Regions from separate parts of the Homo sapiens genome. Here region 1 is linked to region 2. Evidence: read pairs that join two places in POLR2A ChIA-PET (ENCODE). Cell type or tissue: IMR-90. All regions are shown on one strand. Each heading gives the region's core, and the rest is flanking DNA. Links, peaks and the distances in the headings are about the cores only. Region 1 has its middle 8.4 kb from the start of TARBP1. Region 2 overlaps TARBP1 (tRNA guanosine 2 -O-methyltransferase TARBP1).

Evidence for each region. Peaks named below come from ENCODE experiments on the same cell type or tissue, not always from the same donor. Only the 100,000 strongest peaks of a DNase experiment are listed, where the experiment ranks them.
Region 1: POLR2A ChIA-PET joins it to region 2 with 12 read pairs; 9 of 35 experiments call an interaction of 5 or more read pairs at or near these places.

Annotation. Positions count from the first base shown.
Region 1 is chr1:234,484,907-234,490,282 of GRCh38, reverse strand. No RefSeq gene overlaps it. Among named protein-coding and RNA genes, the nearest start is that of TARBP1, 8.4 kb to the right of the region's middle. RefSeq lists an enhancer at 1,661-1,720 and a silencer at 3,144-3,233. In IMR-90, for the core only: a CTCF peak has its summit at 3,147; a DNase peak (open chromatin) is centred at 3,132; H3K27ac peaks cover 387 bases.
Region 2 is chr1:234,428,826-234,434,201 of GRCh38, reverse strand. TARBP1 (tRNA guanosine 2 -O-methyltransferase TARBP1) reads left to right here. Exons shown (of 30, transcript NM_005646.4): 14 at 631-792; 15 at 3,901-4,115; 16 at 4,525-4,786; 17 at 4,878-5,066. Among named protein-coding and RNA genes, the nearest start is that of TARBP1, 48 kb to the left of the region's middle. RefSeq lists a silencer at 457-526. In IMR-90, for the core only: no CTCF peak of the experiment used is centred there; a DNase peak (open chromatin) is centred at 431.

The sequences.
Region 1 (5,376 bases), core at 255-5,254, 56 kb before region 2:
TAATAATAGTAACAATAATATATAAAAATGAAAAAATAAAAACACATCAATCTTTAAACTGAACATCTCAACACTTTCAGCAAAGATGTCTTTTCCTTTTTACTTTATGACATTCGATAAACAATGCCTTCAGAAGAACGTAAGAGTTTGGGAACTCTTGTGTAGTAGAATTCTTCAGAGAAACAGAACCAATAAGATGTATGCGTATATAGAAAGAGATTTATTACAAGGAATTGGCTCATGCGATTATAGAGGCTGGCAAGTCCCAATGTGCACTATTGGCTGGCAGCCTGGAGACCCAGGAGAGCTGATGGTGCAGATGAAGTTTGAAGGCTGTCCGTTGGTGGAATTCCCCTTTGCTTGGGAGGCTGATCTTTCTGTTCTATTCACATTTTCAACTGATTGCATGAGGCCCACCCACACTATGGGGGGCAATCTGTCTTACTTAAGAGTTCACCAGTATAGTGTTACTGTCATCCTAAAACATCCTCATTTACCAAGAAAGAACCCAGCAGACAACATGTTTAAGTGGGAAGAAAACATAGATGCCACACTGCAGGAGAACTAGGACAAAGCCTGCAAACTGCCTTGCAGAGGGGACTGATGCCAATGGCATCTGTTTTGTGAGGTGTAAGCCATTTTTGCCCTAAGTAGAAAAAAAAAAAACCCATACACTACCTCAAGTGGGAAACCTTGAAAACTGTTTCAGTAGCTCACCTTAAGAGCCTGTCACACCCTCCTGAGGAATCAGTAACGTCTACTTAATAGGCAGTCAGTGCCCTCTGGCTCTGAGTCCTGGTACAAAAATTTAAAACTCTCTGCCAGACCCTCTCTAAGGATACCTACTTACAAAGTAGGGAAAGGGAATTCCCAGTATTCCAGGAAAAGCTATTAGTACCTCCGTAGCTCCTGCTATTGGTGATGATTTGATTGGCCTGATATGTCCAAGTCTCTGGCTAAATGGAGCAGGTAAAACGTGCTTGGAAGCGCTTTCTCTAGACTTCAATCGCTTATCAGTGGGCTAGCAAAATAAAGACAGCCGGTAATGGATTTCACCTCCTTCTTTATTGCAAATGCAGCTATTAAAGGCCCCTCTGGCGTGCTCACACTGGCGAGAACTCCCTGGGCTTTGACTTCTCCCCGCAGTGATGTGCGGCCTTCTATGGCATCACAATTCATCATTTAACAGGAATCCTTGTGTGACTGAATCTATTGCCATCTCTTTCCTCTGTCAGAAGCAGAAGAGTGAGCGATTCTGACAGTGGCAGAGAGCCTGAGAATTCTGATTTTGCCTCAGAAGCAGGCTGGATGGGCAGGCTTAATCCTGCATTCTCTGCCTGCCAAACCCTTATGGATTTGACTGAAGACTAAAGAAGCCAGACCCAGGACCAGAAGGAGCCTCCATGGATTACCTTACAGATACTGACACGGTGCAGCCCACTTAAGCATAGGCTTTTTTTTGGTTTGTTTGCAGAAAAGCAAAAAAAAAAAAAGGAAATGAAAGTAGCTAGTAGCAGAAATAAGAACTTTTTTTTTCTTTTTAAAATGCTTTTAGATTGTGTTTAAAAGACAAACTGATGGGAAATTTGGTGACTCCAATTGTTCATAGCAGTTTTACTGGAGTCTCAGGCGACACACACAGAAGCAGTCAGTATGATATGAACATGGTCTTGGAGACACCATGAGATTGGGCGGGCCACCCTTTCCTCCCTTTGGTTAGTCCAGTGAACCTCTAAGTAGTCCGTGCTTCTCTTTATGTCCATCAGCCAAAGAGCAAGGCCGACCAAGCCAAGGTGAGACAGTATCTATATATAATGGAATGATTTGCTGAATGTTGAAAGGATGGCTTATCCCAATACTTAACTATTTTCCCTCCTTTCCTTGGCAATTTATTATGCATATCTGCCATGTGAGTGGGGAACGTATGAGTAAGACCAGCAGTTCTCAATCCACTTGTGGAACCTTAAAAAAATGTATAGATGATTGTGCCCTGTACTCAGAGTTTCTAGATGAATTGGTCTGGGGTGAGGCCCAGGCATTCAGTATGAACATGTGTCTCCCAGTGATTAAAGATTTCTGGTGATTCTACTTGTTGGTTTCTGTTTCTTTATAGGTCTAAACGATCAAGTCTGGGCAACAGTGAATGTCAGTTTCAAGGCAGAAATGATGGTGGCAATCCGTTAGGAAGAGGCCCCTAACCCTGGAAAGCGGGAGGTGGTCAAAACTAATGGAGCTAGCAGGACTAAATGATAAGCAACTGGGTGGGAGTCCTGTACCAGAGAGAAATATAGAAAACTCAACAAGGGAAGCTTGAACAAACAGGGACTTATTTTTCTCATATTATAGACTATCAAGAAATAGATATTTGCTAGCATTGGTTGAATGGCTTCAAGGAACCCAGGTTCCCTCTGCGTTTTCTCCCCTGCGACTTTTCTTGTGGTGTTTGTCATCTCGTGCTTGTTCTCTCATGGGTTCAAGTTGGCAGCTATAGGTCCAGAGAGCACTCTGTGATCAGGCAGGAAGGAACAGAGGAGAACTGTGGCAACAATGGTTTCTTTCCTTTTATCAGAAGCAAAAGCTTTCCCAGACACATCCCTAGCAGACTGCTGCTTATGTCTCATTGTCCAAGACTAGGACACAGAGAGCACCCATTGCCCGACTTGTAATGATGGTTGGAGAAGCAGGGAACAGGCTTGTCCTGTTTGCTGCCTAAACATAAGCCATTGGCCAAGGGCCAGTATGTTGCCATCCTGAGAAAAATGAGGGTTTGACAGCGAGGGAGAAGGGAGGATGGTTGTGGGGTTAATAATGAATGGTGTCTGCCACAGATCCTCACTGGGAATTTGAGTTTTCTAGATATCGCACTTAACATAAACGTGTTAATGATTCTGCAGCTGCATTTTTCCACGGAGGTTCTCTGAGGGCTTTCGGGGGAACATCAGAAGGCAAAAATTTCAGACAGAGCCTATCAAGAATCTCCTTCCCTTTCTTAGAGCCTTAGACGTAAACAGCTGAAAGCTATAGCTGAAGTCTTGCTATGTAATTGCTATTTCCTTTCTTTTTATACTTGTTTTCCACTTTGCAACTATGAACATTTAGTTGAAAGGATGGAAAAAGCACACTGCGCTGACAACAGCACCATCTAATGTCCAGAGAAATGTCAGCTTCTGAACAGATGCTAGTTTTTGGTTATGCAACTGCCTGTGCATTCTGGACCATGAACGCATGCAAGATTTGTGCATTTAAGAAGCATCTTTTCAGTGGGGTTGGAGCTCTGTGTACCTCTCTCAGGTCAACATTGTTATCATTCATTACGTAGTCCTATAGCCCTCACAGTGCCATGGCGCCCTTGCCCAGTGCTTCCCTCATGGTATTACAAAAGACTGTTAAGCACCTGCAGTGTGTGCCTTGAAAATCCCAAACAGTGAGTCCATGCAAATGCTCTTTTTCTTTTTTGTAGAGACAGGGTCTCACTCTGTTACCCAGGCTGGAATGCAGTGGTGTAATCACAGCTCACTGCAGCCTCAATCTCCTGGGCTCAAGTGATCCTTTTGCCTCAGGCTCCCAAGTAGCTGGGACTACGGGCACATACCACCACACCCAGCTTTCTTTTTTTGGGGTAGAGACAGGGTCTCCCTATGTTGCCCAGGCTGGCCTCAAATTCCTGGCCTCAAGGGATCTTCCTGCTTCTGCCTCACAGTGCTGGGATTACAGGCAAGAGCCACCATGGCTGGCCCCATGCAAACACTCGTGAAGGAAGGAGACATTTGAAAGAACATTTATCTGGATCAGCTTCCCTGACTTATGCTTTCTATTTCCCTTTTACTCTTGCTCCTTTCTCCATTACCCTTACTAAGAAGGAAGCAGTGTCCATTTCAAGTTGGGAAAGTGAGAAGAGTCAGAATTAAAGTCAGAGATGCAGCAGAGCAATCACATCTATAGGTGCACCATTTCAGATCAGAAGGAAATAAAAAGCCATTTTTAGACACCTTATGGTGAGTTTTAAAATATAAGGTGTAGTCAATAACACCTCTACATTCTAAGTTTGTTGGAACCAGTGTAGTCAGAGCTGTGGGATGCAGAGGTGGAGGAGGGATCTCAGGGCAGAAAATGACTTCTCGGAGGCCCCTGCTGGACGTTCCCATCCAGGATGACAAAAGCACAGGCTTCTTTTTTATTTGATTTGATTTGATTTGATTTTTATTTTTGAGACGGAGTTTTGCTCTTGTTGCCCAGGCTGAAGTGCAATGGCGCGATCTTGGCTCCCTGCAACCTCCGCCTCCTGGGTTCAAGCGAGTCTCCTGTCTCAGCCTCCCGAGTAGCTGGGATTACAGGTGCATGCCACCATGAACGGCTAATTTTTGTATTTTTAGTAGAGACGGGGTTTCATTATATTGGTCAGGCTGATCTCGAACTCCTGACCTCAGGTGATCCGCATGCCTCGGCCTCACAAAGTGCTGGGATTACAGGCATGAGCCACCGTGCCCAGAGCACAGGCCTCTTTTTAAAAACTGTACATATTTGTTGCCCGAGGAAACAGAGGATGCGGCTGACTTTGGGTGTACGGCAGCAGTCCTCAACCTTTTTGGCACCAGGGACCAGGTTTCGTGGAAGACAATTTTTCCATGGAGCCGGGAAGGTGGGGGTGGCTGCTGATTTGATAGGAGGCGGAGCTCAGGTGGTAAGACAATCTAAGGCCGCTGCTGATTTGATAGGAGGCGGAGCTCAGGTGATAATGCCCACTCGCCTGCAGCTCACCTTCTCCTGTGCAGCCTGGTTCCTAACAGGTCACGGAGGGGTAGCGGTTCATGGCCCAGGGGTTAGGGACCCCTGGTGTAAGGGATACGTGAGCTAGACTGAAGTAACTAAACTCTACTACTTTAAAGGGAGGAAAACTCAGACACTCATCCATAGTACACCTGCTTTTGATGTTAAAATAACAGTCACGACCCTAATTCATCTATGGATGAAGCAGGAAAATTGCAAGGAATGAGGAAAGAAAACTATTCTAAATCCTATTCACATATGGCTTCCAATGCAACTATTCATCTCCATGAGGATGCGGAGGGGTAGCTGGCTGTTCACACGCTGGATCGCCTCTGTGTATCAAAGCTGCGTATTGTTTCATGTTGAACCAGGCCACAACGATTTCAGCTTGCAAATGTTCATGTTTCAAGGGTAATTATGTCACTAGAAATTTTCCAGCTGATTAACTTAGAATTCTATCACTATAAAATGCTGAATTTTTATTCATCCAGGTTAAGTACTTATTGAGTAACTAACATGCTTCTGGTAATAATGTTGATATTTAGTATACAAATGAATTAAAACCAAATCCCAATTTTTTTGCGGGGGGGGGGTATTTTTTTTTTTTTT
Region 2 (5,376 bases), core at 239-5,238:
ATTCAGCACAATTATGGCACATTTCACAATTGAGTCATCCATCTCCCCACCTGAATTATGAGATCTTAACACAATAAGGCTTAGTAGTGAAGAGTTAAATAACTTGTCCTATGTCACAGGGCTGGTGCATGGTAGAGCTGAACCCATTTTTTTCTGGGTTTATGAGTCAAAAAATGTGCATTTAAGTTGTTTAACCTCTCTGAAACTTAGTTGTCTTATGAAAGTGGGACAGTGATCTTTTTTGTGAGAAGTGATTTTTGTAAACAGTGGAAGTAGTCATTGCTATAACCATTATCATTATTATTTATGATGTACTAGCCCTAGGGACATAAGAATTGGTAGATGGTAATTTCTGCCATCTAAGGTCTCCCTCATAGGTAGGGAGACAGATGACTCAACTGTGAAATGCACCATAATTGTGCTGAATGCACAGTCACTGTGTAAGCACAGAGAAGGAAGTCCTTAGCTCTGCGTGGGAGGTTATGGAAGGCTGCTTGGAGAAAAGAACTTATTTTCTCATCAGTGTCTTGTTGTGGTCCTTTAAGTAAACTTCTCCTGCCTGAAGGCTTGTAGTTTTGTGAAAATCATGGACCTTGCTTGTACCCTTAAGTGTTTTAATCCTTGTCTTAGGTTTCAGATCTGGATCGTTGCCATTTATACCTGATGGTGTTAACTGAGCTTATAAATCTGCATTTGAAGGTTGGGTGGAAAAGGGGTAACCCTATCTGGAGAGTTATTTCTCTTTTGAAAAATGCATCCATTCAGCATCTTCAAGAGATGGACAGTGGACAGGTAAGCCTCTTTGATTCAAGGTTTGTAGTTATCTTGAATAAGGCATACAGGGAATACATATTCAGTTCTTATACACTATTTTGATACCATACAAAGCGTTAACTAAAATTCAGTTTTAAAATATACCCTCTAGTGATAAGATGTAGTTAAGATTGATACTTTTTGTTTTTTGGAGATGGAGTCTGGCTCTGTCACCCAGGCTGGGGTGCAGTGGTACCATCTTGGCTCACTGCAACCTCCACCTCCTGGGTTCAAGTGATTCTCCTGCCTCAGCCTCCTGAGTAGCTGGGATTACAGGTGTGTGCCACCATGGCTGGCTAATTTTTCTATTTTTTAGTGGAGACGGGTTTTACCATGTTAACCAGGCTAGTCTCGAACTCCTGACCTCGTGATCCGCCTGCCTTGGCCTCCCAAAGTGCTGGGATTACAGGTGATACTCTTAATATAATATTAAACATATAAGAGGCATCATCTTAAAATCATTTAGATATAGACATTTCACCTGTACTAGGTCTTTTGCCCAAACGTGTCCAGTAAAGGACATTTTATAGTCTGACATCATTGCCCTCCATGCTTGGCTTCCTACCTCATTTTTCAGCCTAGCTGTCCACTGTCTAATGCCTTTCCCCCTCCTTCCCACAGTGCCGTGACGTTGCAGCCACTCTAGGCTACTTAGAGTTTTACAAATCACAAGCATGTGTCCTATCTTCCTCATGGAGGCTGTCATTCAGTCTGGTCCCTCCGTGGAGAATGAGTGCCCTCTCCTCCAGCATACACTTGGCAGCATCTGGTCTCCCCTTTTATGGACCAACTGGAATCTCTTTTCTCTTAGAGGTCTTCTTCGATTAGTATCTCACTCTCTTTCATCTTCCTGTTGCTCTTTATGCCTCACTTGTAGTGTGTATTTCCATCTTTCTTGTTTTTGGAGTAATGTATGCATATATATCTTTTCCTATATATATATATTTTTGAACAGAGTCTCGCTCTGTCACCCAGACCGAGTGCAGTGGCGTGATCTTGGCTCACTGCAGTCTCAGCCTCCTGGGTTCAAGCAGTTCTCCTATCTCAACCTCCCGAGTAGCTGGGACTACAGGCGTGTGCCACCATGCCCGGCTAATTTTTGTATTTTTAGTAGAGTTGGGGTTTTGCCATGTTGGCCAGGGTGGTCTCGAACTCTTGACTTCAAGCAATTTGCCTGCCTCAGCCTCCTGAAGTTCTGGGATTGTAGGTGTGAGCCACCGTGCCTGGCCTCAAGGCTTTTTTTTTTTTTTTTTGGAGACGGAGTTTCGCTCTTTTGCCAAGTCTGGAATGCAGTTGTGCAGTTGGCTCACTGCAACCTTGGCCCCCCAGGTTCAAGCGATTCTCCTGCCTCAGCCTCCTGAGTAGCTGGGATTGTAGGTGCCCGCCACCATGCCTGGCTAATTTTTGTGTGTTTAGTAGAGATGGAGTTTCACCATGTTGGCCAGGCTGGTTTCGAACTCCTGACCTAGGTGATCCACCCACCTCGGCCTCCCAAAGTGCTGGGATTACAGGCGTGAGCCACCACGCCTGGCCAAGGCATTTCTTAAACATGGCACAATAAGGCTTAGTAATGAAGAGCACAGGCTTTGGAGTTAGAGTTGCTGGGTTTGAATTCTGGCTTTATTTTTGCTGTGTGACCTACATTATTTAACCCCTCTGTGTCTCATTTACTGCACCTGCAAAATGGGGATTATAGAGTTGATGTGGGAATTAAAGAAAGCTCATTCATGTTAAGTCTTTAGAACTGTACCTGGCAGATAGACAGTCCTCAATAAAAGTTAGCCATTTTCACTTAACATGTGGTAAGTGTTTAATAAGTTGAACTCAATCAGTGTAACTAATCCAGGCTACTAAGAAAAACAAAGAAGATACTCGATTGCTTTAATAATTTAATTCTAGGAGGAAATGATAAAGACGATGATTAATATTTCAGCATCCTGTCTAGTACCTATTAGTCTGTTAGTGTTATGAAAGAACATTGTGAGTTCTAAATATACAACCAAACCATGAACCATGCCACAGTAACTCTTATTCTTAAAAATCGGCTTCCTTTAGTAATTCACTGAATTACATTAAGGTTAGCAGGGACGATAGTTGGCTCAAAGGTAACACTAAATTCTATTTCATATGTTGGCAGTGTTGATATGTAAAATTTTTCTGTAGAGATGGTTGATTTATTTTTGGAGAGTGAAAGAGGGGTATGGAATAAGTAGAAATTTCCTTTCTGATACAGACATTACTGGTTGGCAGTATTTGAGGGAACTGCTGTAATCTCTCAGTGCTGTTGTTTTCTGTGTCTGACTTCTTGCCTGCACTCCTAGCTTGGTGAGAGATTGTCGATTTTCTCTTTAAGTATAGACCAGGTTGTCTTGGCTACCCTCCTTTCCTACGTGTAGAGTTCCAAGTGTTTTACATGCAGTAACCCATTTGCTTAATCTTCACAATAACCCCGTGAAGTAGATTCTGTTACTGTCCCCATTTTACAGATGAGAAAACTAAGGTGTAGTATGTCTACACTCATACTGGTAGTAGCACAGAGCTAGGATTCAGACCTGGGCTTTGTGGTTCCTGAGTCCAGCTCTTAACTGCTGGACTACGTGACTTCTCCAAAAGTAGCGTGCAGCTGATAGAAGGAATTATTTGTAACCTGGAGCCTTTTATTTTTTTTTTTAACATGTTTCAGCAGACAGTTAAAATAAGGCTCACCCATAGGAATGCTGCATGCAGATGTGTATGCGAGTAGGAGAAAGGTCAAGAAGGACTTACACACAGCTTTGGGTTCTGTACGTAGCGAATCTGTCATGTACTAGTTCCAGGTACCTGTTTACCAGATGAAAAGATCCCATTGTTGTCTTAATCTAAATTGCTGAGTTCTTATTGCTACTTTAAAATTGTTCACTGCCAATCTGTAGAGAAGTAGTGGAAGTGAATGATGTGTACTGGATTTCCTTTTATTTCTCCTGATATTCAGGAGCAGGCAGGAAGAGGGAAAAGGAGAGCTTGAGCTTTCCATAGACTGGCAACTGAGGTCATTACTGATTAAGACTTGTGCATATTAAATAAAACATTGTCACATTTCCTTTTCAGGAGCCAACAGTTGGAAGTCAGATTCAGAGAGTAGTGAGCATGGCTGCCTTGGCCATGGTGTGTGAGGCCATAGACCAGAAGCCTGAGCTGCAGCTGGACTCTCTCCATGCTGGGCCCCTGGAAAGCTTCCTTTCCTCTCTTCAGCTCAATCAGACGCTGCAGAAGCCCCACGCAGAGGAGCAGAGCAGTTATGCTCACCCCTTGGAGTGCAGCAGGTACAGGGAAGGTTAAGGCTTAAAAATCCATTTCTGTTGTTGTCACCGTGAGTTCATGATTGCCCAACATTGCTTATAAAGTTATAGAATTTTGGGGCTGAAGCTCCATTCAGGATGAAAGTGTGGTATAACATTATTCATCTCTGTTACTGGAGACTTGCTGACTTTTCTGCATCTAGTTTTCACTGAATCATTTCAGATGAGCAAAAGTACCTACTTTCAGAGAAGTTAGAAAATTAAGGTTTATGTGGTTTCCTTAGTTTTTGGTAGATAGGCTGTTTGATAATGACCATTTATATCTGTACACTGCCCCCCCCCCCCCACCTTTAGAAAGGATAGTGTGCTACGTGCAAAAGACGTGGAGGCAAATTGGGGAAGTATGGCCTAGTAACTTTATTTTTTATTTCAGTGTTTTGGAAGAATCGTCATCTTCCCAAGGATGGGGAAAAATAGTTGCACAATATATTCATGATCAATGGGTGTGCCTCTCTTTCCTGTTGAAAAAATATCACACCCTTATACCAACCACAGGGAGTGAAATTCTGGAACCGTTTCTACCTGCCGTTCAGATGCCAATAAGGACTTTGCAGTCTGCACTAGAAGCCCTCACAGTTCTTTCTTCTGATCAAGTTTTACCAGTGTTCCATTGCTTGAAAGTGTTGGTTCCCAAGGTAAGATAGAGTGAAACATGAATTGAACAGTAACTATAGGAGTGGCGATCAAGTTTTTGAAATAAGTATGTATTTTTTTTTTTCCTACCAGCTTCTGACTTCCTCTGAATCACTCTGCATAGAGTCTTTTGACATGGCGTGGAAAATTATATCTTCTTTAAGCAACACTCAGCTGATATTCTGGGCTAATTTAAAAGCTTTTGTTCAGTTTGTTTTTGATAACAAAGTTCTTACCATTGCTGCCAAAATCAAGGGCCAGGCATATTTCAAAATAAAAGAGGTAACTAACTTTCTTTTCTTTTTGCTTTTCTTTTCATGTGTGTGAGCTTCAGCACATGAGGAACATGAGAGTTGTATTCACAATTAGATTTTTGGCTCTTTATTCCTTCAGTCAAAAATATTTTTGAACCTTCTTAAATATCAAGAGTAAGAATGAGAAAATCTGACAGATGTAGAAGAGAAGGTACAAAACGGTAGCCTGGAGCCACATCTGCCTCAGAAACGGTTTGTTTGGTTCATACAGTGTTTAAAATTTTGATTACCTGGCAACTTTTAATTGTTGGGAAATCTGGCCAGGCGGGGTGGCTCAT